7 separate regions of the Mus musculus genome follow, and regions 1, 3, 4, 5, 6 and 7 are each linked to region 2. Evidence: chromatin loops called from intact Hi-C (ENCODE). Cell type or tissue: left cerebral cortex. All regions are shown on one strand. Region 1 overlaps Tnr (tenascin R). Region 2 holds the start of Tnr (tenascin R). Region 3 overlaps Tnr (tenascin R). Region 4 overlaps Tnr (tenascin R). Region 5 overlaps Tnr (tenascin R). Region 6 overlaps Tnr (tenascin R). Region 7 holds the start of Gm31348 (a long non-coding RNA gene).

Evidence for each region. Hi-C counts contacts between places; a loop is a spot of excess contacts. Peaks named below come from ENCODE experiments on the same cell type or tissue, not always from the same donor. Only the 100,000 strongest peaks of a DNase experiment are listed, where the experiment ranks them.
Region 1: it touches region 2 in a loop (2.7-fold over the local background); 2 of 42 quality-filtered maps call a loop at or near these places.
Region 3: it touches region 2 in a loop (2.2-fold over the local background); 4 of 42 quality-filtered maps call a loop at or near these places.
Region 4: a loop joins it to region 2, with 2.8 times the contacts of the local background. A loop is called at or near these places in 3 of 42 quality-filtered maps.
Region 5: a loop joins it to region 2, with 4 times the contacts of the local background. A loop is called at or near these places in 3 of 42 quality-filtered maps.
Region 6: it touches region 2 in a loop (2.9-fold over the local background); 13 of 42 quality-filtered maps call a loop at or near these places.
Region 7: it touches region 2 in a loop (6-fold over the local background); 13 of 42 quality-filtered maps call a loop at or near these places.

Annotation. Positions count from the first base shown.
Region 1 is chr1:159,887,294-159,891,293 of GRCm38, forward strand. It overlaps Tnr (tenascin R), which reads left to right. Exons shown (of 23, transcript NM_022312.3): 13 at 964-1,083; 14 at 1,991-2,137. Among named protein-coding and RNA genes, the nearest start is that of Gm31348, 110 kb to the left of the region's middle. In left cerebral cortex, no CTCF peak of the experiment used is centred here; DNase peaks (open chromatin) are centred at 1,557, 2,337, 2,909, 3,484 and 1 more place; H3K27ac peaks cover 1,086 bases.
Region 2 is chr1:159,521,225-159,525,224 of GRCm38, forward strand. It overlaps Tnr (tenascin R), which reads left to right and starts at 2,545. Exons shown (of 23, transcript NM_022312.3): 1 at 2,545-2,991. In left cerebral cortex, a CTCF peak has its summit at 2,485 (motif pointing right); DNase peaks (open chromatin) are centred at 2,057, 2,522 and 2,972; H3K4me3 peaks cover 1,574 bases; H3K27ac peaks cover 1,464 bases.
Region 3 is chr1:159,867,916-159,871,915 of GRCm38, forward strand. It overlaps Tnr (tenascin R), which reads left to right. Exons shown (of 23, transcript NM_022312.3): 8 at 101-370. Among named protein-coding and RNA genes, the nearest start is that of Gm31348, 86 kb to the left of the region's middle. In left cerebral cortex, no CTCF peak of the experiment used is centred here; a DNase peak (open chromatin) is centred at 1,873; H3K27ac peaks cover 116 bases.
Region 4 is chr1:159,658,571-159,662,570 of GRCm38, forward strand. All of the region lies in intron 1 of Tnr (tenascin R), which reads left to right. Among named protein-coding and RNA genes, the nearest start is that of Gm31348, 120 kb to the right of the region's middle. In left cerebral cortex, a CTCF peak has its summit at 2,354; DNase peaks (open chromatin) are centred at 2,372 and 2,759; H3K27ac peaks cover 262 bases.
Region 5 is chr1:159,703,802-159,707,801 of GRCm38, forward strand. The region is part of intron 1 of Tnr (tenascin R); the gene reads left to right. Among named protein-coding and RNA genes, the nearest start is that of Gm31348, 78 kb to the right of the region's middle. In left cerebral cortex, a CTCF peak has its summit at 1,855; a DNase peak (open chromatin) is centred at 1,304; H3K27ac peaks cover 328 bases.
Region 6 is chr1:159,769,096-159,773,095 of GRCm38, forward strand. All of the region lies in intron 2 of Tnr (tenascin R), which reads left to right. Among named protein-coding and RNA genes, the nearest start is that of Gm31348, 13 kb to the right of the region's middle. In left cerebral cortex, no CTCF peak of the experiment used is centred here; DNase peaks (open chromatin) are centred at 2,493 and 3,698; H3K27ac peaks cover 1,175 bases.
Region 7 is chr1:159,781,618-159,785,617 of GRCm38, forward strand. The region is part of intron 2 of Tnr (tenascin R); the gene reads left to right. Gm31348 (a long non-coding RNA gene) reads right to left here and starts at 2,466. Exons shown (of 5, transcript XR_001779507.2): 1 at 2,159-2,466. In left cerebral cortex, a CTCF peak has its summit at 2,470 (motif pointing left); a DNase peak (open chromatin) is centred at 2,438.

The DNA.
Region 1 (4,000 bases), 370 kb after region 2:
ATAAGAGACATATGATGAGAAACATCCATTTGCAAAGTAGGACAGGCCCAGTGCTCTGCATGCCCAAGTCTTGAATGCATTGGTTCTAGATTTGCCAATCTAGGAAAAAGGCCCGGAAAAAGCTTGTCTCCAAGGGATTCTTTCTAAGTAAAAAGATGATATTTCTATTCTGGAGAGCCATCTCTTGACAGCCTAATAAATGATTCTTCCTCAGAATCAACATAGAGCTAGCATGTAACCATGTAGCTACCTGGCATTCAGAGATAGGAGCTGATTTGCACATTGGAAGACATAGAACTTTGAGATGAATTGGGCCATTTCCCTTTGGTCATTTGCAAATGCAATCCCAAATATGATACATTTGTATATAAAAACACCTATAATTAGATAGTTCCCTACATACTGACAAGAACTCACAAACTGGAAAAGTATGTTAAGTAGTCAGCGAATTTGACCCCACAGTTTAAATGCACCATAATTATGCACCATAAATAAAATATAACTTAGGAAAGTATATTCGTTTAGGATTTGTGCTCTGAAATCTCTCTACAGTTAATGGGCAGTTTTTTTCCAAGTTGAACCAAAAGTAGCTGCTAAAAACTAAGAAAGAGTAGCAGAGTTAGGTCTTTGCAAGAGAAGTTTCCCTTAGAGAAGATAATTATATGATCCTCTATTTGAAATAAAACACACAAACTTAAAAGGAAGTTTCTGGTTGGTCTAGATGGTAGTAGCTGTGGCACAGAAGTGTAGATCTTGCCAATTTAGCTTCCTGACTTTGGCCATAGCTACAATGTTATAAGTGTGACATCACACAGACTGTCATGTTAGGGATGCCCAGTTAGTTATGTAGGGTCATGCCTGCCTGAGGGACACTAGTGGATCAACAGAAATCTAGAAATAGATAGATATTCCACTTTCAAACTGTGCTTCTGTCTTTTCCCCACAACTCTCTGATCTTTGTAGGAATTGATCCTCCCAAAAACATCACAATTAGCAACGTGACTAAGGACTCCCTGACGGTGTCCTGGAGCTCTCCTGTTGCGCCTTTTGATTACTACCGAGTATCGTACCGACCCACCCAAGGTAATGATATGATTTTGTTTCTCAAACATAAATAAGGCTTGAAGTTGATTAGAGATTATTATGGGTGCATGATCACAACTACACAGCATACACCCTCATACCATACTTCCTCAAAATGAGAGTGTATTGATGAAGAACAACAGAGAAACCATGAGTTCACCAACTTCTCTCAAAATAGGCTCTCAAAATATCATCAAGAGAGCCAAACACTTTACCATGGGAAATAACTGGACACCGTTAGCTAGGCTGCGCAATGAAAAACAATGAAGTGAGGCCTAGATGGCTTTACCAAGAGCCAGTGCTACACATACTATGCTGAGCATAAAGTCTAAGACTAGAATCCTGGATATGGATAAAGACCCAGCAGAGCCACATGGAGCCCTGAAGGGAACCACAGTGATCCTAATTCTGCCATTGTAGCCAATGTATGAGTCAGAGAAGTTGGCCGAGAGCTTGCCTGCATACTGCCAGTTCTTGCTGGTATATGAGGCATTGTTAACAAAGTAGAGAGAATGTTCACTTCCAGCCAGAGGTAGGACAGTTTTCCAGGCTACCTTTCTCTGGGCTGCATAGGGCACTTTTTGCGGTGGCTCTGCCCACTCCACTTCCACTATACTGATATGCCCGCCTCAGAGAAGACCGGTCTGATAGAAACCTACATAATAAATAGCTCATTTACTTTTGTTCTAAAAAGCCCATAAGATGAAAGAGTGAGGCCAGCGTATAAGATCTATTTAAACTCCACCATTATCATTTATGAGTCATGTATCTGCCTTCCCTTCCCTATTGCATGCTGAGCCCACACCCATCTGTGCCTCATGACCCACTGTCCCAATGTACACTGAGCCATGGACCCACTGATAAGAGAGCTGTTGAACGTTTAGTGATGGATTTTGTTCTTCCTCAGTGGGACGGCTAGACAGCTCCGTAGTGCCCAACACCGTGACAGAGTTCGCCATCACCAGGCTGTATCCAGCTACTGAATATGAAATAAGCCTCAACAGTGTACGGGGCAGGGAGGAGAGTGAACGCATCTGCACCCTGGTGCACACAGGTAAACATGGCTCCCTTGCTGGGTGTCGGCTCAGGACATAAGCAGCAGCCTTGAAACAAACACAGGAAGCAGAGTGAAATCACTCCAGCGCATACAGTGGATACTGGCTCCGGGGCCTGAGACGCCATTCTTTGGCTCCTCTGACTCACTGTGTCCTTCAGGACAAGTTGTGGTTTCTCTCCCCACAGACTGTTCTTTCTAATTATAGGAGTTTGGTGAGTCACACTTGAGGAGGAGTCTTGCTCGTTCAGGTTCAGAATGTTCATGGAACTTCCTCTACGAAGAGCGCCCTTTCAAAGACGCATGATGGAGACAGATTCCACAGCAAACATTTGAATCATAGGATCTCTTTAAGTCTTGGGGGTTGAGGAAACTTCAGAAAAGCATTGTTATTCCAGTTTCAGGAAACTAGGGGTGGATTATTCATCATATACAGCCACCCCATAGGTGTATTGCCTTTGCTCCAGGGAAAAGGCTCTAAGTCCATCACCTGTATGAAGGCAGTAGAGGTGAAGGTGACCCTTTGTGGCATCCCCAGCTGCTTTCAGGAACACTATGTAGTTCTTGTTCTCCTGTAGGAAATGTCCTCTGTGTCCTCAGGCCCCTTCACAGAAGGAAGGTGGGGAAAAGAGATGGGCTTTAATATGAAAAATAGGGAGGAGAAAGTCTCCTACCATGCCTTTTTTCAGAAAACTGGCTCTTTGGATAAGCCTGAAGATAGGGCTCCTTTTCTGTAACTCCACTAGCCTCCCTTCTCTGGTCCTTAAGCAAGTATATCACATAGGATTAGCACAGATTTGCTCTAGATGGCAGTGGAAGGCACAGCCATCAGTTTCTATCCTCAACATCGAGAACCTTCTAGTTAAACCACAGTTTCCACTACACATAGGAAAACATTCAGCCTGCCTCATTAAGCGAACACCTGGATATCCCAACGCTGCTAAATTTCCCTAGAGATGGTGATTTCTGAAGGAGGAGAGTGTGCCTAAGGAGTCCTCACTGCTTTGTAAATACTCTTACAAGCGCCAAAACATTATCTATTAACACAGTGACCAAAACGTCATTCAGAAACATAAAAAGGTACCTTTCGTAGTCTCCCTCCTTCTGGTAGATGCACTATGTTTTGTCAGTGATCATTAAAGCAGGCAGTGGATAAACATTGACCAGAAGTAATGACCATTCAGCCAAGAAAGCCTGAAAATTCTGCCATATTTTCTCATTGAAAATCATAAAAAGGATTTCGAGAATATCGTGTTCCCAAGATAAGAGTGTTGTGACTCAGCCCAAAAGCTAACTCGTGTGATTCTTGGCCACAGGCAGCAGACATCACAAAAGCAGAAACTCAGCAGCACACCAAGCCACCCTGTCATCTTTCAAGTTAGTCAGACTGGTTCTGGTAACTTCCAGTCACTGTGCCACGCTCAGAAGTGTCTCCGGTTGTTCTTTTCAAGTCATCACAATAATCTTAAAACTTGTAGAATGACAGCTCCTTCAGGAGATGGTACACATCTCAGAAATCATCCAACCATAGACTCTAATAGGAGTTGAATTTAAAGACGTTTTTGAAAGCACAGATTATGAATAAAATTCAAAACACTGAATTGTAAAGTCTTTATTTCTTCTTGTTACTTTGGGATGAGGAACATAAGCAAAAAAAAGGGGGGGGGAGAAAGAAAAGAAAAGATAGCAAACACAGCTCATTTAATCAAAGAACAGAGGTAGGCCGATGGTAGGTCGTGGTTCCCAAACGTAAACTGTATGACTCACATTGAGCTAACGCTTAAACTGTTCCAATGCCATCCATTTTATAAATAAATTCCAACTTCATGAAAAGGAAATACATAAGTAAATCCAAGAGTTACA
Region 2 (4,000 bases):
CATAAAAGTTGACCCAGATTAAGAGTTGAGATCCTGTCTTCAGTCTTCTTAGCTCTCTTTCCTGTTGAGGTCTCCACTCAGTAGCCATTATGAATAAGCAAATGGGTTTGAACCTATATACTCGACACCAGAGCACAATATGAGCTCTAGACATACTCTAGCCAGCATCTAGACATCTCAAAGTTAGGGCTTTCTTCAAACTTGACATATCCCAGACTAGCTCATCAGTCTCATTTCATTCACATTCTTCCCAAACCTGTCCACCTTCCAAACTTTGGTATTTTTATATTACAGTGATCTACCCTCTCTTTCTTAAATGTTCCATTCTTCTTTCAGACAAATCTGATCTCATAGTTTGTAGACAGCAACAGAGGATAAGTTTCAGAACCCAAATTCATTAAGGTCCAGATTAATGACAACTTCCTGGTTGAAAACCTCATCAGCCTTCCCAGATAGAACTCCCTCCTCCAGCTCACAGAAGTTAACGTGAAATTCTCTTATCCTCTCTGTATCCTGCCCCACTCAAATCCAAGTTTCCAATATCTTAGCTGCTCCGAAGTAGTCCCACTTTTTAATGCATTTGACAATTCTACATGTAGTAAAAACAGTTATTTTACCTTTGATTGATCCTGTTCTGAACTGACTAGTGTTTCTTTGTGGCTTTCTCTCCTGATGTTCATTGATCACTGGTTCTGTGTTTTTGCAGGTGCCACATGCTTGTTAATGTGTGTGCTAGAATCCTTACAGAGCTGTATGTGCACTTCAGAAAAGAGAAAGTGCATCTTACATACAATGATTTTAGAGTCAAACACACATGCTTTTGATTTGAGCACAAGAGATCATTAGAAAGCTAGTTAATTTGTGTGACCCAGCCTCCTCATTTGTAAATAGTAGGTAATATTTACCCTGGAAGGTTCACAACCCTCTCTCTTCATCCCCTTGAGTTTGCCATGCCTTCAGCTTCAGTTTCTCATTGGCCCTTTGCTAAAATAACCCTCATGCTTCCAGTCTCATCCTAGATACTGTGCTCTGTGGAAGCCTGCAGCCCTCTGGTCAAGTTAGTTTTCTTGCCCGTGTTCTCATTTATTACATTGCCTCTGCCCGTGTCTTGGCATCAGCCTCTGAACTGTCTGGTCTCTGCCCTTTCTTTCCACTTTGAGAAACTGCAAATTCCATAAAAATGGGAACTGTGATTTGCAAAACATCAAATCCCATCTTTGCTCTTCCTCATTCCTTTTAATCCAAAGATTTCTTAAAGCAAGTTATATTAGGTAAGGAATTCATGACTGAAGTTCTGAAGAAAATGCCCACATCTTACTTGATTCTCATTAGCTGGCATTGCAGGAGTTCAGCTCACCAAATTGCTGGCTCCATCCTAGTACTGTATTAGGCTCCAGGCAGTGATCTGCTTTAGGTGTAGAAATTAAATAATGTGTCCTGTGAATTGTTACTAATACCCAGTACTTTCCAATTTCATGAGATTCACAACTGGTTTTTGTATCTGTGAAACTGCCCAAATCACTAAGAGAATGTATTTTCTTAGCAGATTTTCAAAAGTAATAGCAATCCCCACAGTTCATTTGGCACATATAGTTCTAAATATTTTATTAAAAACTCAGCCACATGCAAATTCATTGGAACAACCTAGGCACTTTATTTAGAATACCAACAATGATCACTTGTAGGTATTATCTCATGTTTACTTTAAATGTTGTGACTTCTAAAGTGACATAGCACTAGCTTTGTTATCTTGGACAAGAAATTTTATCCCTTTCTGCCTCAGTCCTTCAGTCTAAAAGATGCAATTGGAGCATTTGCACTGTAGGATTAATGTATGCGTTAAATGAGATGTTACCTGTAAGGATTAGTAGCAATGCTTAGCACTTGGTACAAATGCTGTATAAAGTTAGCTATTATTATATGTCAAGGGTGAATCAGATGTAAGCAAAGCTTTTGGATGAGACTGGAGTTAAATTTCCTGTCAGCTGTATGTTACTCTGTTCCTTCAGCATTCCTATTCAGTAGGGAGGGGGCAGCACTATCCACATTTTACAAACAGTGGAATTGAGCCACAGAGAAGCAAAATGTATAGTGCACGAGTGGCAGCCGAAAACTAAGACTGACTTTGTAGACATAAGTTCCAAAGCACTTTCCAGGTGGCTGAGTTACTGGGCAGTTAATGAGTGTAAGCTTGCCTTTCCAAGTCTGAGCAGAGACCTCCTTTGCCCCTTTTCTGCCAAACATTTATCCTAAAGGCATACCCCTCCCCAATACCATATCAGGTTTTCCTACTGCAACTACAGGAAAAGGATCAGCAAAAGGCCCTTTGTCTTCCTACAGGCTCACCAGAGGGAAGTCTTTGACTCCATCAGGACTGGGACTGTTTGACTCTTTAGAAAAGCAGTCTCCAAGAGTTTGTGGGTGCAGGGAGCCTGAACTCAGACTGTTCAAGAGGACCAAAGACGCGTTGCTTTTCTGTCCACTAGGGGGCTACTTGTAGAAGGCTGGGAAAAAAACAGCTTAAAAATATGCTGCTGAAATTTCAGTAAGAGGGGAAAAGAGAGAGCTTGTGAGAGACAGCAGAGCGGTCCCAGGCTTCCTCATCTCGTTCACGTCAGAGGCAGGAACCGACTGTGCTAAGGCTGTTGGCTCAACACGCAGAGACAGAGCTGGGGCAGCCTCAGAGACAGGGAAAGAAGAGGTCCTCCCTGACCCAAGAAATTACCACGAGTGGAGTAAAGCCATCTGACTTTTTGGTCTTATTTTGGTTGCTTCTTCTCTCCTTCTACTGGTAGACCTACCAGCTGCTGTTTCGTTTCTTTCGTGAAGCCTTCTCTCTGCCTCTCAGAAAAAAAGAGGAAGGCAAGAGAGGGAGAGAGGTGGGCGCTCTAGGTGAGCGCATCAGCTGGCTCCAGCCCGAACGTACAAGAATTCTCTGCTTTGGAAGCTGCTCTAGCTCTCTGCTCTCCGGCTACCCACCCCCCAACCTGGGTAAGTCCGGAGTACTGCGCTCCTCTGTTTCCTTGCTAGCGAGATTTCAGCACCACGGAGAGCGATTAGATGCATGTTTGTTCTTCAAGCCATTTGGCTGTAAGGTTACATCTCTTTCGGCTGCCGATAAAGCGGGGTTCTGCGTAGGGAGAAAAGAAAGGAGAAAGGCGCAAAACTGTGTGTCTACCGAATTAGAGGGGGATATGGACCTTGGCCTTGGGAGTGAGCCTGAGCAAATGTATGTGTGTGCACTGTTGCATAAGACAGGTGAGGTCGGAGCTAGCAGGCTTGTAATTGTGCTAGTCTCCCGTGTGAGGCTGTCCTTTTTATATGTAGCTGGGAGGGAGGGTTTGGGGAAAAGAGTCCTGGGTTTTCCTAAATTAACTCTTTCATACCCAGCCATAGGTGGTGGGAAAGTGTTACAGGAAAAGCCTGGGGGACAGGAGTGGAGGTAGAGTTAAAAGTTGTGCTTCCAGGAGGGAGCTTGGAGAAGCAATATTTTAAAATGTCATTCCCCCCACCCCCACCCCCCAGGATTACCTGGATTCTTGATGTAGTGACAGCCTAACCTGACCTTTTGCTTCCTTTCCTGGTGTCAGTTCCTGGTGGGCAGATGCAACAGGTTAGCCCCAGGCTGGGGGTAAATTTGGGGCTGAGGTCTCTAATTTCACACTTCAAGGAAAATACTCAGCCTGGCAGGGGCTGACTGACTCGAATTATACTATATTTGTAAGCAGGCAGGGAAGACCATCCACTTCTCTCTTACCCTTGGTTGGAGAGAGGAAAAAAGTCCACTCTCCCCTGTTTCCTGGGGGCATTTGTCAGTGACAAGCAGCCCAGAGGAAAGGGTTTGTCTTCACTTGTCTATGGAGTCAGGGGAAAACCTAGACTGGCCCAAGCCTGAAAGTGTCTTCTCCAGCTCCCACCCAGGGCCTCCAGGGCCTCACAGATGGTAGACTGGCATTACTACATTCTACTGCTTTTTCATGGTCTCTCTCTCCCTTTCTCT
Region 3 (4,000 bases), 350 kb after region 2:
ACCCATCCCACTGAGCAAGCGAGTGTAAGAAGGAAAGAGGTAAACAGAGGCCAAAGAAGGCTTACTCCTGAATCAACATCATGTTCTGTTTCTCGTGCAGTCATTGACGGGCCCACACAGATCCTGGTTCGAGATGTCTCTGATACTGTGGCTTTTGTGGAATGGACCCCACCTCGAGCCAAAGTTGATTTCATTCTTTTAAAATATGGCTTGGTGGGTGGCGAAGGCGGGAAGACGACCTTCCGGCTGCAGCCTCCCTTAAGCCAGTACTCCGTGCAAGCCCTTAGACCTGGCTCGCGCTACGAGGTGTCCATCAGCGCAGTCCGGGGGACCAATGAGAGTGAAGCCTCAAGCACCCAATTTACAACAGGTGAGACTGAGATGGGGAAAAGGACTGGGACTGGGAGACAACACGACGATGTTATTGTAGCCAGGGGACATTAATAAAAAAAAAAAAAAAAAAAAGGAGATGATGAATGTGGGCAGCCCTGTTAATGCAGAGGCTACAAGAAGAAAGTTAGAGGTTTTGGGAGCTCCTGCTGGTATTCCTATTCCAGCATTAAGAAAAGAATATCACCAAGTAGGGAGAGCTGGGTTCGCATCCTCACTCTGCCACCCAGATCTGTGACTTAACTTCTTTCTTCCTTCCATGAATCTCTGATTTCTCATTTCTGAAGTGATAAGTTTGTCCAGAAGACATTTGGACATCCAAATTGTTGGCCTAAATGGCAAATCTGTGACAGTTTTGTGCCTGAAACAAAAGGTGCAAGAAACAGAAGGTGCCTGTTTCTTGAGACACTTTTCTGCCATTTACAGGATGCAGTAGAAATACTCTAAGCCTGAAGTGGTTTCATTAAAATGAACACTCTTCAGTCTTGTGCAAAGCTCAACCTGCATAGTCATCAGCAAACTGAGGTCCCTGAGTCAATCTGCCATTTGCAGCCTCTAGCAATGAGGCCAATTGGTAGAAGATAAGCCATAGACACAACCGTGAATAATAGACAGATGAGTTAAACCCATTATAATTCTTTTCACCCTTGAAATGATACCCACCAGAAAGCTTCCTAAAAAGCTTCCTTGAAGAGCTTTATCAGCAATCAGAAAAGCCAGGCCTCAGGCTGACTAACTTTCTCCTTCAGAGCTCAGACGCCTGACCAGTGGCTGAGAATGATAGACCTCACTCAAGGAAGCAAAGTCCTGTGAACAGGTTCGACTAAGTTCCTTTGAATCTAGAGTGTTAGACTTGTCCTCTTTTCCTTGGAGAGGTTACATGTCAAAGAATGTTTTTGCCAGTTCCAAGTTGCTCCAAGGATCAAAGAAAACTGATCCCATCTAGAAGATCTAAGAACCATTGTCTTCTGAAGAAACACTAACCTACATGTCTGACCTGGTGTTGTAGTAGCTTCAGAATCTGCTACAAGACAAAAGCTCCAAGAATATGCAATAACCAGCTCACCTTCTTTATCTAGATTTTGCACCTGCAAAATCAGGGCTCCATTGTAGCAGATGGCTTAGTGTTACAGTTGGACAGATTTGCAAACTGAATGACTGGGAAAGACATGGACTAGTCTGCCCATTGGAAATCCTGGCATACTACTGAGGTTAGGACTCAGGAACAGCCGAGATTGGACCCTATAGCAGTGGCCCCATGAGAGAGGGGAGTGGATTCTCAGTGCCCAGACTTTGCTGCACAACTCACCACTTAAGCAAGCCCATCTTTCCCAGCAAAATAGAACAGCCAAGAGTCTTACGATAAGCTCCTCCCACAGAAGCAAACAAGTGTGGACACTAGTCAACTTTCTCCCTAAAAACAAGTGTGGATGCTGGCAAGCATCAGGAGGCAGGTAGGGTCTGCCAGACACTCTTTAAGTTCTTCTCAAAATCCCTGGTACCAGACTCCACTGCCTTGCCTGGAGTGTAGCCAATGGACTGTTTCAGCAAACACATCTTGAGATTCCCCCAAAGACTGAGTGTGCTTCTTAGAAAAAAGCAATCAAACTATTCTCATTTTTCTTCCTTTCTCCTCCAGTTAGGCAAAAATGTTCACATAATAGCAAGGGGAAGGGTGATCCTATAAGATCCATTCTTGGTCATGATCAACCTCCAGTGTGTGTGTGTGTGTGTGTGTGTGTGTGTGTGTGTGTGTGTGTGTACACTCATGCATGCACTGGTATCTGCTGTGGGCCACATGTTCTACATTCTTTTCTTAATTTCAAGATAGCTTGAATTGGAAAGTGGCTCCTTTGTGCTCTGCTCCGATAACGAGTTTGAAGAGGCAAGAAAAGTGAAGGGGGCTCTCAAGAAGCACGAGCAAAAGCAAACTCTGGATGTTCGGGTAGGCAAGATGGATCCGCACTGGCTGGTAGCCCAGGAAAATTCCAATGAAGACAATTGCATCCCATCTCCTCTGAGGGGGCTCCCACAGAGTCTCTGTTCACTGTGGCAGGAATTTCAGTTTCAGGTTGCCTAGTGGATTGGCAGCTGTTAGGTGGCTGCTTTTCCATGCAACCTTCAGTCTGTGCCTCAGACCCATGCCTGCTCCCTTAGTCTCCCTTAGGAGAGAGGGAAGTAGGGGCGGGTAGAGACAAATAGCTTTGCAGACAGATTCTCCAAGTCCAGAGTTGGCAGATGCCAGCGGAATGATGAAAGGTTGTACAGACCCTCACAGGTAGGGCCCTCAGTCATTTCAGAATTCCGCTTAAATTCAAATTAAGCAAAGTGTTTTTCCAGGTGATGGCTTCGACACTAGGAGCGCACTAATTGCACAGGCAATTAAAACTGAGATTTGCTTCCTGCATGGCGAGTAGGATCTTAGTCTGGGTCTTAGAGCAGCGCTGCAAAGAAGCACCCTGGTGCAAGGAGCAAAGGCCAGTAATTAGAAGGAAACCAGACTAGGAAACCTACAGTCCTTCCCCACCTCTGCAGCCTCATGAGGACTCTGGGGACAGTTTCTCTCTCATGGAGGACTTCACTCTGAGCAGAGTTCTCAAAGGACTTAGACCCCCGTGCCTTTGACCTGGATGACCCATACCTGTGCTTAGTGCTTCTTATGGGTTGAAAAGATGCTAAAGCTCTGACCCCCTGTTTGTTTGGAGATAGGGTCTTCGAAGATGGGCAGATGGAGGTAAAGTCGTTGGGATTGGCTCTAATTCAACAACTGTGTTGGTATCAAATGGGGAAACCAGGACAGCGACAGGCATGCACATAAGATGTGCCATATGAAGACAGAGGCAGAAAATGGTCAGGAGAAACCCAAGATGGCTAGAGAATCACATGATGCTGCAGACCCACAGCTGTGCTGTGTGGCAGCCCCAGGCAACAAATACAAACATCCAGAGTTGCATTTCCCTCTCCCTCCTCACTGGTGACTCCATTCTGAGATTCTCCACCATGTTACTTTACAAATTCAACCCGGAAGCCTTTGACCTCCCTCAGCCAAGATGCTGGTTGTGGAGAGCAGAAAGACATCTTGTTTCTGCAAGGCTGGCTGCCTTTGTCACAGCTGTTCTGTGCCCTGCACCACCTCACCTCAGGCAATCTCAAAGCCCACAGCTAAACATATGTAACAAGCCATTTCTAAAGGCTTGGAGGGAACAATTGAGGTTGAGACGTGGATAGAACACATTCAGTTACTTACCATGTACTTTTTGAACATCCTCTGGGGCCACAAGCGCTGTTCTAGGCACGGAGGCTATAGAGTATACAGATAAAAGCCCATTTCACATAAATGGCCTCCAAGTGGGCAAGAGGACTGGGTGGTCATGAGAAAAACAGAATGAGAGATCATTTGAATCATGATTTCTGCGATAGGGAGGAAAATGGATAAGACAGAAGGAAAGCTTCCCTGGATTGAGGCTACCCCTCTGAGAAAGTGAAATTCCAGCTAAGAGCTGTACAACCTAAGGCATGCAAGAGTCAGAGAACATTCCAGGTAAAGATAGCAGCTGGTCCAAAGGCTCTGGAGTACAAATTAGCTTGATGTGTCTCAAGAAGGACAGAG
Region 4 (4,000 bases), 140 kb after region 2:
CAGACAGAAACACATGTTTACTGACACCAACTTCTGTTTCTGATTATTTCTTGCCTCGCCGGAACTGCACACGGACTTCTCCGTTATTTATTTTATTATTTATGTGTTTGTTTATTCCCCTCCCCCGTTCTAGGAAGGATCTGAGAAAATTTTCAGAAGAAAATGACTAAATAAAAATAAATGACAGGGCACATTAGTATCCTGAACTACAAGTCACGGGGTTTGTGCCATTTATTAAAAAATACAGGCTGCTTGCTGGCCTTAGAGTTCTAGTTGCCAAATGAAGTCATATAACCCAAAAGAAGCAAACATCCACAGTGATCTGGGGCATGGGGGGGAACCTGAGCTATTTTTCCTTCTCTAAGAACTGACAAAGATTTCTTTCTCAGTATTCTAATAAAAGGACATCGGAAAATGTAGGAGCTGACACTCTCAACAATTTCAAAGCGTCAAGATGCCAGAAATGTCTTAAGGCTGTTACGTCTGTTACTGCTCAATGCCAGAGAAGGACAAAGTGTCAGAAAGGAATTCAGTAGAAAGTCCTTAAAGATTGGGGATCAGAACCCTGGGCTCTAAGGATACATATCTTTGCTTTAGGCTTGACCTGATAATACCCTTGATGTTTTTTAGCCCCGTTCTTCTCACACATAACCCCAAACTTGCAATATCAGTAGCTCTTGGGAACTTATTAGAAATGCAAATTTCCTCCACTGAACAGGATGACTGAATAGGAAAGGCCACAGGTGGGGCAGTAATCTATGTTTTAACAAGACCAGATATAATTTGAGGTGTAGTGATATAGAGAGGAATGCGTCGACTGCATGTCCTTCTGACAATTACTGGAATCCTATTTCTTTCCTTTGAGTCTTTAATTAGACTTGGACAGCAGGCAGTTTGAGGATATATTCTCTTAGCAAAAGCCTGGGAAGCAAAAACTTATCTTCCTAATTTGAAGTAGAACCATAAACCTTCAAAGTCTGGTAGGCAGAAGAATGGTTGTCATTTTCCCTTTGCTGCCGAGTCTCTTCGGAGGATCCCCCAAGCTCCCTGCTTTGTGCAGAGAGGTGCTGGGGTAGGCCATCAGTGGGACCAAGCATTTCCCCTGAGATGCTTCTTCTGTGATGGCCATGTCTTTCGGTGGCTTCCTTTCTGTCTATATGTGTTCTGCATGCATATTTCTTGTCTTCCCCACAGTTCCTCCCTCTAAAATTCTATTATTCCCTTAGATATGAATAGAATAAAAAAGAGCCCTGAAGCTGAAGAGGACCGTAGTGATAATAGAATACAACCTCCTCATCTTACACATCATCGGCAAGTCCCATACAGGACCAATTTCCTTCTGTGGATAGCAGATCATAGTGCCTGGTACATAAAAATGTACTTGGTGAATCTTAGTTGAATTGTTTGCTGTCTGCACATGACATAACTTTCTATAACATGTCATATGGTATTTAATCCCCCTATTAGCAAATACTGTTATACCCAAGGCTCTAAGCTTTGGGCCCACTTACTTTTCTCTTCTGTTGAAGTGGTTAACGCCATGCTAGCCTTACATGGGACCCCAAAGAAATGCACACGCAGCAGTTTGAATGAACAGCTTCTGTGTAAATATTAGCTATCATCAGCCATGGTGAGCCTGAGGAAACAAAGGCCAGACTTGAACTTTTCAGCCCCCCTCGGTATCACTCACCCCTAAGTGGTCCTCTGAGTCAGCACTAGTATAGCGCCTTTACCACCATGCCCTTCTCTGTGGTGCCACTAGGAATATAGTGGTTTCACCAAACACCTCTGACAACTGTAGCTATTTAGGCTGTCAAAATCAGCTTGACATAAACTGAGGACAATGTAAGAGCGTTTCTACGTGTTCTACTTTCCACATTAGCAAACATATTTCTGCTCACAGAAAAATACTATGGGTAAATAAGTTGAAATCACGTGCTATTTCTGTTATAAGCCAAGTGACTTGAGCTCCTAGCAAAATTAACCTAAACGAAGTCTGCATACCTTCTGTTAATCCAAAGCAAGTCTGCATCAGACTGGCATTTAGACATCAAGAGTGGCAGAGGAGACTATGCTCACAGTCCCCTCAAATATAGCACAATGAAGACACACTTCTTTCATTGGAAATATAGGATACCTACCCATAGTAGCTATGTAGTCAAAGGCAAACCCAAAAGATAATAGCTCCTCTGGCCCACCCTCTTTCTCTAAGCCACTGAGTCGCCTACTGCCTGAGTCATTGCATCATTTTGCCAAAAAAAAAAAAAAAAAGCCCTCTTGCTATCTGGGAAACATGATTTTTGTTTATTTAAGTAGGAGAAAAATAGTTGTGAGAACTGTGTTTGGTGTCAAGGAAACTGGGCTGCCAAGGTGTGTGTTAGATCTCCAGATCTTGCCTCAACTTGTATGTCCCCCTCTGGCCCTAGATGGAGCTGCCAGCCTCAGGACTTTGCCAATTTGACCTTTACTTGCTAGGACAGTGCTGCTTTTGCCAGCATACAAGTAGCTCTGCTCGGTGACCATGAATGCACAGGACTAAGAGGGTCTCATTGGTGGAGGCCCATTTATCCTGCTGTGGCTATGAGAATTACTTCCCGCACTGGGCTGCAGAGACCCTTAAGACCCCAAAGCTTTCCTGTGTCTGCTGTAAGGCTCTAATGGTCTGCTTCTATCACCATGGCAACACAAACACAACTCTACCAAGTACTTTTAGTACTTGAGGTTGAAAGAGAGGCATATTTGCCTCCAAGGGCTGTTGTGCAGTTGGCAGGTTGTGTTATCTGGCAATGTGTTTGCTGCTACTGTTCTGAATGGGGGTGCCACCCCTCCCCCCAGCATCTGAAAGGAGTAGCAATGGCCTGTAAAGAGCTCTGGTTTGGCAGGCCGAGACTCTTCTGCCAGTCATCGCCCCACAAGCTGACAAACAATTCGACTTTCTCTGCCTCTGATCTTCCCTCCTCCACCTCACTGCCTCCTCAACCTTCCTCACACAAGGGCCTCCTGGGTCTGCAGGGATCCAGTTCACCAGGGCTCCTTTCCTGTGATAAACTGAACATGAGAGGTCTGGAAGCACCACCCCATCCTGCCTCTCCAGCACTGAGCGCATGACCTTAGGGAGGCTTTCAGGACTAGAGATCTGAGACTTAGATTTAAGGGCGCATCAACCCCCCAAACCTGCAAATACAGCCAGCTTTATGTCTGCCGTCCCTCATGTTGCCTACTTTTCACTAGAGCATTCCAGAAAAATGTGAAGTCTTAGGAGTCTCAAGCTATTTTATAGAGTGACCAGGGGAGTCACATTCATAATAACTGGGTGTCTGAACTAATGGAGACTGGCTGACTTGGTATTTTTGTAAAACAATTTCTCTCTCTCCCTTCCCCATCCCTCTCTTCATCGAAATCTCTGGGGCCACTATGAGATCCATATACCCTTGTGATAACTGTAGAGTGTAGAGCCATACTTACACACACACATACACACACACACACACACACACACACACACACACACACACACACACACACACACACACACACCTATGTGTATTGATCTAATCTTATATGTTAGAGTCTCATAATATTTTCTGATTGTGATTTTAATCATCATTTCATATATGTCTCTCATTTATTTAGCACCTGTATATTCCATGCACATACACTCTGGACCCATTTCTAGGACCTAGAAAGTATGGTTCCTAAAACTATAGCTGTATTATATCAGCACGAATTAACACAGTATTTAATTCATACTCTATGTCCTATGGAAACTAGCACCATATGTTTCTTAGGTATTTGTGGGGAAGGGAAGGAGAGGTGGAGATAGACCAATTGTCCCTCATAAGTAATACCAGCTTCAAAACATGTAGGGCCTGAGGTGGACCTCTAAAAAAGGTCTCCACTCATAAAGTTTTCTGAATCAGGTATGGCCCTTGCAAACCAGGGAAGAAGGTCCAGTTAATAAGTGATCTGTACTATGGAGAATATACTGTATATTTGGCAT
Region 5 (4,000 bases), 180 kb after region 2:
TAATAGTTGCTCAACTAAAGACATTTAAATTAATATGTAGAGAAGTAAAGTGTACCGAATTCTTCTCTTTCTTGCTGCTGGATGGGCTTAGTCTAGCTACACTGATGCTTATATTCTTTACCCATAATTTTACCTATCTATCTATCTATCTATCTATCTATCTATCTATCTATCTATCTATCTATCTATCTATCCATCCATCCATCTATGGTGCTGGAGACCTACTATAAATTAGATAATCCTTCTCTCAGAGCTACATCCTGACCACTCTTCTGTTCCTTCCACTTCCTATCAGTTGTTTTGTTGTTGGTGGTGGTGGTGGTTTTTGTTGTTGTTATTGTTGTTGTTATGGTTTGGTTTTGCGGTGTTGTTGTTGTTGTTTTTGTTTTGGATACACAGTCTCACTAGATTTTCCAGGGTAGCATTGACATTACTCTGTAGCCCAGGAGGGCCTTTGCACGGATGATCCTCCTGCCTGGGTCTTCTATGTTGCTAGAGTTACAATCCTGCTTCATCAGTAATTTGAGAGAGACACAGAAACCTGTAAGATCAATTAAATCTTCATAGTGACAACATAACTAACAACAAGCAAAGCATTTTACTCAACACATAGTCCAGAAATGAGGGCTAGAGGGACAATGTAGTGAGCAGTCCATCTTTGTCAGGGCCAGTAGCCCCTATGGTCGTACCTCCATTCTTCATCACCAAGGAAGACACAGCCCAGCTCTTGGTAAGTAACTCTGCTGGAGCAATTCCAAGGTAACTAGTTACAGGGGAAATAACCACCAAATTGCCTGAAATAATAATGCTTTCCGAACAAATAAACCCCTATGCATACCTGTCAATCTACTGGAAAACACACGTGCCTGAAATGACAAGCAAAGATTCTTTTCTTGAACCCTTAATGAACACCAGCCTCAGAATATGATAGGATTCCAAGCAGCCAAGCTGCAATGAGGTTATCTGTTTTGTTTGCCATAGAGTAGACCCTCTGTTGCCCCCCTCAGGGGTTCACATAAGCATGTATTTGTGGCTCATGCACTCATAGAGTTCAAGAGCATCCTCTCTCAAATGGAAACTATAGTGCCATTGACCCTTGACTCAGCACTCAGTGTTAGATTTTTGTCTGGTGATACAGCTCCCAGAGACCTCCTCCCTTCTAAGCAAGAGCAAAAGCTATCCTACGACGAATATACATAGCAAGCCTGGGAAGTGTCTTGAAAATGCCAAGTCCCTGGGTGTCTAACCAGCAAGGAAATTTGCCCAATTTTAGCATCAAGAGAAGGGAGCTGGCTGTTCTCTGGCCATGTTTCATTAGCACACAGCTCACTGAGACTGTTCATTTGTGGGATGCCTGCGGATGCAGATGATTCATTTGTTCAGCCCACAGGATGGTGGTACTTCCATTAGTGCATTTCAAACCCTATTTTCTAAGAAATAGGTAACTATTCTGTTTCTGTGTGCATAAGAATATGCACACACAGTAAGTAATATATGTTTATGTATTTGTGTGAAGGGCATGTGTAAACAACCATGTATGTTCTGTGTATATGGGCATGCATATATGTGCACAAGAGCGGGTATTGTTTTAAAGGTATGTTGAGATTAATTTAAGTATAGCAGAGTCAGGCAGCAGAGTCATTCTCTATTCTGCTTCCTGCTATTGTATTTTTTTTTCTATCCAAATCAAACATGCTGCAGAACAGAGCTGTTCTCGTCTTAATTACCGCAGAAATATTGCTAATTAGAAACAAGGGAAGTAGTGTTAGGGATTTGCCTCAGAATCAAAGGAAGCATTATTTTCCAATGGATATTAAAAGACTTGCAAAAGAGGCTAAGATGATGTGCTAGATAGAGTTGTGAAGTGTGTTTAGAGCCCCAGCGGTAGGACGTTGTAAGGGGAAATTAAATATCTGGGAGGAAAGTGTTCTCAGATGTTGGAATTATGCCTGCAGCCATAACACTGGATGCTGTGATCCTGTCTACCTCAAACAGGAAGTGGGATCAAGAGCTCTCCAAGAAACTGGAGGCTGGAAAAAGTGCTGATGTCTCTAACTTCAACCCTCTAAACACGTTGTCCCTCGGCTATGTTTGCAATGGCTGTGACCTAAATGCCTGGGGATGGAGAATGTTCCTGCCTCTCTTCACATCACTGTGTCAGTCTGGTTCCTTTCACCATTCCTTTTTCAGCCTCAAATAAATCAAAAGAGTAAAAGGGCACGAGGAATCTATCTTTGGGCTCTATTCTGTGTGACTAGGTCCCTGGGTTTGTGGAACATAAATCTGCAAAATGGGACTTCAAGTTTCAGTCAAGTTTCCCAGGTCCAATCTGAACTCAAAGGCTATGTGCAGACCATTTTGTCAGCTATCTCTAACTAGAGCACCATGCCACAATAATGATTCATCTGATCACTTACAGCATTTCAAGGATTCCAGTCCCTCAAGTCAAAAAGTAAACCTGGAGGCATCAACATGAGAGCCAGAAAAGGAGTAACATAGGGATGGGGGAAAAAAGGGAAGGAATTTATGCAGTGGAAAAATGGTGAAGATGAAGAAATTAATGTCTCAATATCTCAAATAGGTAGTATAGCAGAAGAGATACAGTCTATGGTAGATTCCCTTGCCTAAGATACACAGCTTCAGTAGTTCCATAAAATAGCAATGAAGAGTCTATACTGTGTGGCAAGGAAAAGGGCATGCCAATCCTCTGTTCTAATTTTCTTGTTCATATACTATTTCTTGCCTGGATTCTTTCACATAGATGCTCTGAAGATCAAATATGGTAATGTGTCTGCACAGGCTATTGTTGACTGACAGAAGATGTGAGGTTAGATGTGTCAGCATCACACAGACAAACTACATCATTTATAACCACCCAGGGTTAAGAGAAAGATTCAGGGGCATACACACACGTATACAAGCTTGGCTTATAGCCAGGCTAAATTTATGAGAAGTAAAGTTTTTCCGTCTTCTACCCCAAGCATGGAATAAAAGAGAAACATTCTTACTGTCAAGGTGCCATGTCCGTTTGTTTTATGTTGTTTCCTAATGCTGACCAAGAATTTAGAAAGTCACAGAGTTACAGGTCTCCTCACAAAAACAGTCATTCCCCAGTTTTGAGACCGGAGCTTCATTTGCAAACAAACACTGTTCTCCATTTATTTCAGCATTTACCTAAATAAAAATTTATAATGTATTTATACTGCTATTATACTTGAATTACAATATTACAATATTTACAACTGTGGAAGGTAAGGCTTTATTTCTGACAACCATTGCTCTACCACCTATGTAGAGTACAATGTACACATGCTAACATGCTTCTTCATCTTTCCAATATATTTTATCAAAATTATCACAAATTTACATTTCATATTTTCACTATCTTGCCCTTATAACTATTATTCATAACAAAGCTGTGTTCATTTTTCTTCTTCTATACAACTTTTCAGATCTCCCTTGAGTTCAGTTTTTCCTCTGCTTATTTTCTTGGTGCTTACTTACAATATTAACAGACTCTTTGACATATCCATAGAACATGAAAACTGCACCTTAAGTCATGTATCACTTTTGAATTTTTAATGAGGGATGATGTTCTGAAAGCCCACCTTTCTGCCCTGTAAGTTAGTTGATGGCGATATCTGTAGCACTCCAATATTTCTGGAATTTCTTTCATCTCTATCTCAGTAATTCATTTCTTTCTCTGTACAATCCTGTTTTCTAGACTTAAGGTCCCACCATCCTTTCTGGTGTACTTCCTCTGTCTTGTGGTGTACATCTTCCAGGAGCATCCTGGCAAATGTTATGTCAAGGGTACATTGTTTGAAAAAAAGATCTTAAAAATACTTGATTGGTAGTGTACATGGTTGTAAACATTCACCTTGGAAATTATTATCTCCCAATTTTTGAAGGAAATATTTCATTATCTTTTAAAATCCAATGTTCTGTTGAAAGTCTGAGGCCATCCTGATTTCTGGGTTGTTGTTGTTGTTGTTGTTGT
Region 6 (4,000 bases), 250 kb after region 2:
CACACCAGCAACTAAGCTTGTGGTGGAGAACTACCACACAAGATCACAAGATCACCCCTGAAGGAACCAGAGCCAAGACGAGTGTCTTGTAGTACAGGTTTTGCTTTGGGTTAATGTTTCCTCTGTTCTTGTTTTACTTTTTAATTATGATCAAGTGACCTTGTCATATAAAGTGTGCTTCCCTGCATACGAGCAACAGAAGGCTGAGCAAACAGACTTTAATGCTACCATCAAATGCAACTTACAACCGCGTTAACATGGCACATATTATTGATGGATGATGATACTAATGGCTCCATGTGCTGCATGGTAATGGGTCCCACCAGAGAAGCAGTTCACGTAAGTTACTACTTGGGATATTACCATCATGGACTCAGGCTTGAGTCTCCCCTCCTGCCTTTCTGCTGGTCCTCCCTATATGGACTCCAGTGGCCTTGCTCCAGAATACCACATCCCTTCCCTGCTTCCCTTAAAACTAAGGGCAATGAGCTTCCCTGCTTGTCAAAGGAAGGGGAAGCATTCAGTAACAATGAAGATTGGAGCAGATGCCCACATGAGGATACCAGGAGCTATAAACTCAAATAGGGGCCCCACCTAGCATGAGAATTTCGCTCTGAAGATTTTTCTCCCATAGCTGCAGGCCTTCCTTGACCTAGGAGTAACATGAATTCATCTCCTCCCATCTGTGAGAACTTAACTGAGATGCTGGGAGACTGGAGAAATGTAGCCTGTGGCAAGGTAGGTAACTACTCATAGCAGCAGTTCATGCTATAGAACTAAAATGCACTATGGGTTTGTAATAGATACACCCCTCCCCCATTTCTGTGGAAAAAAAAAAAGCACTCGAGACCCAAGCAGAATCTGTCTTGTGCAAGCCCTTGATTACTACCTGACAGGAGCCCTGAGTGATCCAAGAACTTGCTAACGTAAGTTCTAGCAGGGGTCTAGGGCAGGGGCCATGTCTGTGCCACAGAGAGCCCCAGAAGCCTGTGTCTCCACACAATGTAGAAGGCTGGTCCTCTGGCAAGATGGCAAAACACAGCAGTGTCATGGCAGCTGCACCACACGAGCTCCAAGCCTCATTGAAACACAAATGCTAACTTGATCGCCCTTTACAGCGAAACCTTGTTACACAGATATCGGTTTATCTGAGAAGATATGCAATTGGAAACAATTGTTGTTCCCTAGCTAACTGGATAGCCTGTCACGCTTCAGTGGAAATATCAGATTATCTGAACTAGTTAATTCAAAATCCATTCTTTCTGCTCCCTTGCCTTTCAAATTAATGACATTTGCCGTAATTGATGGCAAGAGAGGGGGAAATGGGGGCAGATACCGGAGCACATGGTCTCTGGAAGTTCGTGACTGCTGCTCACGCGCCCTAAGACTGAGCCCTGAGAGGAAAGGACAATCATAAAGTATGTGTTCTGGAAAATTAGATTTTAAGTACTGGGTTTCCCCTGAAGGACTCTTTAAAGGAGAACAGAAACAAAGCCTAACTGTGCAATTAGTATCATAATCAAAAATTCAGGGGAAGGTAAGTGGTTAAGTGTTGTTTCCTCTTGGTGAGTTTTGTTCAGGATAGAGTCTCCACTCCAAAGCTCTTGGCCTGTGCAAGTGTGACTTGAAGTCCAGGTGCTATATGAAGACTGTATCAGAGGATTGTGCCTTTGCCATTTGTCAGCTAGATGATCATGACAAGTTATTTAACTCCTTTGTGCCTCCTCCCCTTATTAGATAGCACTAGTTAGATAGATCTCGAGAGGCTATCATAAGGACTGTAAGTATAAATGTTTTGGAGTGGCTTCTAAAACACAGTAATATGAACAGCAATTTAAAATGTTTAAAGGCTTGACTAAAAACCCTCTATCTCCCATTCATAGCTAGGAGATTTGGGGTTAGAATGGGGTTATCTCCCATTCATATCCCTTGCCTCAGTTTCTCATGCGTAAGATGATGGTTAATTGAAGCCTCAGAATATTTCACAGGTGACGGAGCAGCTGAGTCTGAAGGTAGACATGGCTTGATCTGGATCTATCATAGAGTGGGCAGCCAATCAATGCTGAGAGCTTCCTCAGACTGAATGTTTTAAGTATTCCCAGATCCCAGCAGGACAGAAGAGAAGAGACTTCCATACACAGTGCCAAAGAAGCTCCCACATATGGTAGCCCCAAGTCACCAAGAAGAATATGTGCCAGCCAGTGTTTCATATTTTACTTATTCCAAAGAAGAAGGAGCCATGTGTGTGCCAAGCACCACTGGGTCATTAGAGAGACATATGTGTCACATCAACACAGATTGGCAGGGTGTGACAACAAGGATGAGCGAGGGAATACCTGGCGGAAGGTACTTAAACAAGCAAGATGAGTCTGGCTCCCACAGCCCTTACTAGCATGGATGCTGTGGTGCTAAAATTGCAAACACAGCTACCAGTTTTGAGAGTCTGCAAATCAGGCACTCAGAAAGTAAGAGCGATGAGCCTTTCTATTTTAATATCAGGAAAACACAAGAACATGAACTTCTCTATATAGAAAAACAACACAGATTGCCAACATCAATTCTAAAATGCCTTGAAAAGGCTAGGATGCTAACATCAGCCAGCAAGATGCTTTAAGCCTCTCTTTCTCTCAAAGTATATTCCTCTGCCTCCACATAGCACAGTGGCAGGATGTAAGAAAGTGGCATGATATATTATTTAGACATGAAGCAAGACTTCTACATTCTGTTCCTCTCCCTGAATGAGTTAAAAAAGAAGATGGGTACAGTTTGTGAGTATGGGGATTGATGTTATTGTCTGTTCAAAATGTCTGATGTAGGCTCCTGCTCACTGCATCACCCACGATGCCATGATTTATTACCACACTGTCTCCAGGTGCAGTCCAGCTAGTCTCCCCTGTGATGATCATGCAGAATGTGAGAAGGGGTGTCCACTGGTAGACTATTTCCAATGAACTCTTGAATCATCCAGACAGAGAGGCAGATGATGAGCTGACACCCGGTAGAGATTGTCTGGTTGCTTGAGTATCCCCATGTGGAATAGAGTGGGGGGATATGGAAGTTTGAGAAATCTCAATGAGAAAGTGATTGTTGGACATTTGCCTTCACAGCAGCCATTGATAGTTTGTTCCCAATACAAGTCTCCGCACCATCTATCACTTTTGTCCTAAGGACACCTTCATTCTTTCATTCAATAAACATCCAATGAACCCTTGCCAGGAGCTAGGCACCATGCAGCCATGAGATGACGATCACAGGACTCTTTGCCTTTAAGGAACCTAGAAATCTCTTCCAACTTTGCCTGTTCTGTGAGATGCCATCCTTCTTTCTCTGGGTTCCCAGAGCTCTTTGCCCTGACTAACTCATGACATATCTGCCTCTCTTCTGCACTGGTCTGTGAAGTCCTGAGACAAGGAAGAGAAATTCATCTCTTCATCCTTACCCGGAGAGGTGTGTTCACCTTGCAGGCACTGGAGGGGTCTGGAAGTCTCCCAGGATGGAGAGGCAGTGATGAGAGTGAATACCCAATCTTCACACATGTATGTCAAAGCTAGCATGTGAGCTAATAGCAGACTAAGGACCATGAAGGATGTTTCCCTGGAGTACCACATTTGCACATTTCTCTTATTTTTAACTCCTCTAAAATATGAGATTTGAACTCATCCTAAGGAAGAGCCACATCCTCATAGTCAACCCACATGTTTCCTAATGCTGAAATATTTTAGGCATCGAGAACAGCATGTTCAACATTCTCCCAGCAATCTCTCCTTGGAAAGAGTCTAGATTATGCTTTCTGGTATCATTTAGGCTTTGTCCAGGCTCCACTAGAATGCTTGGGTTTCAACAGTCCGAACAGAGGGCATGTGGTACACTTGGCGTGTATCTTAACATAGACCAGCACAGTCTGTATGTGAGGACCTGGGAGACTTTTTAGCATTCAGCACATAGCCAGACATATAAAAAGGAAACTGATAAACAGGCATCCAGGAGCCTGGTGTCAGGT
Region 7 (4,000 bases), 260 kb after region 2:
TTGTTATGTGAACAAAGATAAGCCCCAAGCCCACCGGAACAAAGCTCTGATGCCCCTTTTTGCTGACATGTAATCTTTCTGTTAATGAATCAATCCCGTGCCTTTGTCAAATTCCTTTGCTTCTTTAAAAACCCCTAGCTTACGAGCCTCAGGGCCGACTCCCCTGCCTCCTGCACGAGGTACCTGTCAGCCCAGAGCTCTGCCAATAAAACCTCGTGCGTCTTGCAACAAGAGAGGATTCTTGTGTTCGTGGGTGCTTCCTGTTCCTGGACTAGAGTGGGGGTCTCTAAATTTGGGATCCTACATCATGAAGTCCTACCAGATGAACCCTAAATGCCAGCTCACCCCTTCTTTCTTTAGCCTGGGATATTTACCCAACACCTACTCTTGCCTGCTGTGTGCTAGCCACACTGATGTGCAAACCTGTGAACAGGCCTCTAGTCCTTTACAAGTGAACCTCCCATTCCAGGGCTCCTTTCCCTGCCTCACAACATTCTTATAGGACCCCTAAAATAGGCTTTAAACTCATCCCAAGACTCAGCCCAGTCTCTCTCTCCCTTTCTTTAACTACTGAAAGTCTCTTTCTCAGCAACCTCTCACCTGAGCCAGTGCAGATCAAGTATCCCTTCCCTGCATACTCTCTGGTAACAGTCACTGTGGCTATTGTTTTTTAAATCTGATCTGCCTACTTCTTTGGTGGACTGCAAGGCCTTTGAGGGTCATCATTGAACTTAGCCCCTTCCCTCTGCAAAGTGTTTATGAAATGCTTGGGGGTGAGTGTGAAATGAGTCCCAAAGGAGTTGAGTCACGGGTAATCCTTAACTCAGTTCAAAACAATTATCCTCTTTCTCTTCTCATGGGAGAAAACAAAATGTGATCTGTAAAGCCGACTGGAAGGTTTCTACAGGAGAGTGTGGAATGGAAGGCCTCAGTCAGGTTAGTCCCTTGTATCTCTCTCAGCTGTGTTGGTGCATATACAGGGCCAACAGAGAACAACAGGCTTTGAGCTGCCTTGGTGCTAACACCATAATTTATTGAACCTTAGAGAATTTCTACTGTATTTGACTCTACAATCAATTATGAAGGGAGCAGAGGAAGCTTCATTGAATGCCTGGTTCCTAGCTAGTTCATTCATTCATACACCCAGCTAACACATGCTAAGCGTGGTTCTAGACACTTCTGTTCTTGCTGTGTCATCTCAGCATGCTCTTAGGTTTCACAGGCTCAAGGAAAAGTGCTACTGTTCTTTGTTGAGTAAACTTTAATCAGCATTTTCCTCATTAGCCTACAGCAACATATAAACTTATGATTCGTGCAATTCATTTTATCTTGCTAAATTTAATAAGGCACAAGTTGGATAGCCGTTAAGGGTCCCCTGTTGTGCATGCATAAGCCCAAAACAAACAGGAGTAAAACTCACTGTGGTTTGTTATATTAGGACAGGAATGAAGGGTCCGTTGCCTCCAGCTGTCGGAGCAAAGGCAACAGAACTAGTGTGAGGAAAGCTCTTTCCTCTCCTTCAGCCTTCCTCTATCTGGGAGACATAAGCAATGTGACAGTTGAATACCAGACCAGTTCTACCTTGTTCATTGTAGCTGCTCCTTGAGATCACCACAGGACACCCCACTGCACATCATTCATCAATTCTTCCACTAATCAGACAGGTGTTGATGGCTGCTCCTTTACCCAGCACTGGCCCCCAAGGATGAACAAAACACAATAGCTATTGTCCCTAAAGAGGTCACAACATATATGACGAACAACAAACCCTTCACTGTTGGTGTGTGATGCTGAAACTTCCATGTTTGTTTTGGGCTCTTTCCCGCACAGCAGGAGACCCTCGAGTAGAGAAGGGTTGGAAGGTAGGCTGTGCCAGACAGGTCAGTTGGCCCTAATACAGAGGAATGTCACACAAGACAGACATAGTCCCATTCCCAACAGGATCAGTAGGACAGTACTTTTGAGGTGGAAGAGCATGCTTGCTCCTTGCAAATGTTTTGAATTAATCCTGGCTCACTGATGTCTGCCTGAACCGCCATAGTAAATGGTAGAAACTTCAAGGTGGTTTAGAACACTGTCATCTAACTGCACTCCATCTGAAAGATGTGCCAAAGAACATGTAGCAAATAGCCACCCTCCACCCTACTCAGCCACCTACCTCTCCATTGGAGGCACCCATTAGTAGAAACTTTGGCCAGGCTCTTGCCTAATAGATATACTGAATTGTATATCATTTGTTGTGCAGGTCTTCTGTATACTGCTCCTCTAAGGCCTGAGGAAACCTTCAGTCTTCTCTCCAACCCACGGAGAGCAATTGCTCATCTGTGCCGGCAAACCCCTCTAAATGGGGTTAATGAGAAGCACCCTGATGTTCATCTCAGAGCCAGGATTTTCCATGTTCAGGCGCTTCCCTCTGTGATTCGCCCTACCATGGGTGTGGGCAAATGTGAACAGCGGCCCCTACTGCCCAGGTCCTGTATTGCCAGATTCTTTTTTTTACTCTGAAGCATAAAAACATTTATTGATTAGCAGAGTGGAGAATATTATGAAGATGGGTCCTTATTCTGCCTATTTATACATATACATCATATACATATACATCATATACACATACATTTGTGTAAGTAAAAATTTTATAAACGCATTGATACTTTTTTTTAAATTAGGTATTTATTTCAGTTACATTTCCAATGCTATCCCAAAAGTCCCCCACACGCTCCCCCCACCCACTCCCCCACCCTCCCACTCCCACTTCTTGGCCCTGGCGTTCCCCTGTACTGAGGCATATAAAGTTTGCATGACCAAGGGGCCTCTCTATCCACTGATGGCTGACTAGGCCATCTTCTGATACATATGCAGCTAGAGTCAAGAGCTCCGGGGTACCGGTTAGTTCATATTGTTGTTCCACCTATAGGGTTGCAGACCCCTTTAGCTCCTTGGTTACTTTCTCTAGCTCCTCCATTGGGGGCCCTGTGATCCATCCAATAGCTGACTGTGAACATCCATTTCTGTGTTTGCTAGGCCCCAGCATAGTCTCACAAAAGACAGCTATATCTGGGTCCTTTCAGCAAAATCTTGCTAGTGTATGCAATGGTGTCAGCGTTTGGAAGCTGATTATGGGATGGATCTCCAACTTCAGTGGTCCAGACACAATGCCTTAAAGCAAAATCTTGCTAGTGTATGCAATGGTGTCAGCATTTGGAAGCTGATTATGGGATGGATCTCCAACTTCAGTGGTCCAGACACAATGCCTTAAATTTGCAAATCCCATTTTCCTGGTAGTAAGGTTGTCCACAGGACAGTACAGAGGATTTTTCAGCTCAAGGAAGAACATTCCTTAACAATCATTAGCACTATATCAGAGATTGATTTAATATACCAGAAAGAAGCAACCTTGGGGTGAACAAATACAGGACCATGTGAGTTTGAGCTGATGGACTAGCAGAAATGCACTAATAGAAATGGCCTAAGGTTTTCCTTGTCACAGCATAAGGTACTACAATGAGATTCAAGGGTGTGGGAAAGGATAATTGGAATACTAGACATTGGAGAAAAGAGGGACATCAGAGAGAAGACAGTATAACAGTGCTTTAGGGATGAGCTCTGGGTTCAAACTCATTTACCAGAATGATTTTTTAAATGTAGTTGAATTTAATTTTTAATTAAGATTTAATAACTGCACACTTTAGGGGGTATAGCAATCCATTCATACACAGTGTCTACTGATCAGATGGGGTAATTCTCACTTCTATCTCATCATTTCTTTGTTCTGGGAGCCTGCAAGATCTTCTTGTCTAGCTCTTCAGAAATCAGTTGGTTACTGGGAACTCTTCCGGTGGGCTGAACTCCTCTCTGAATTATTGGTTAGCACAGGGTTCTATGATGTCCTGTGCAATACTCAGCAAGGGGCTAGGCAGAATATGAGCATTAGTCTAACACTCTGATGCAAAGGTGGAGCAAACTTTACAGAACCCATGAGGGCCGTGGAGGCAGCTCAGCT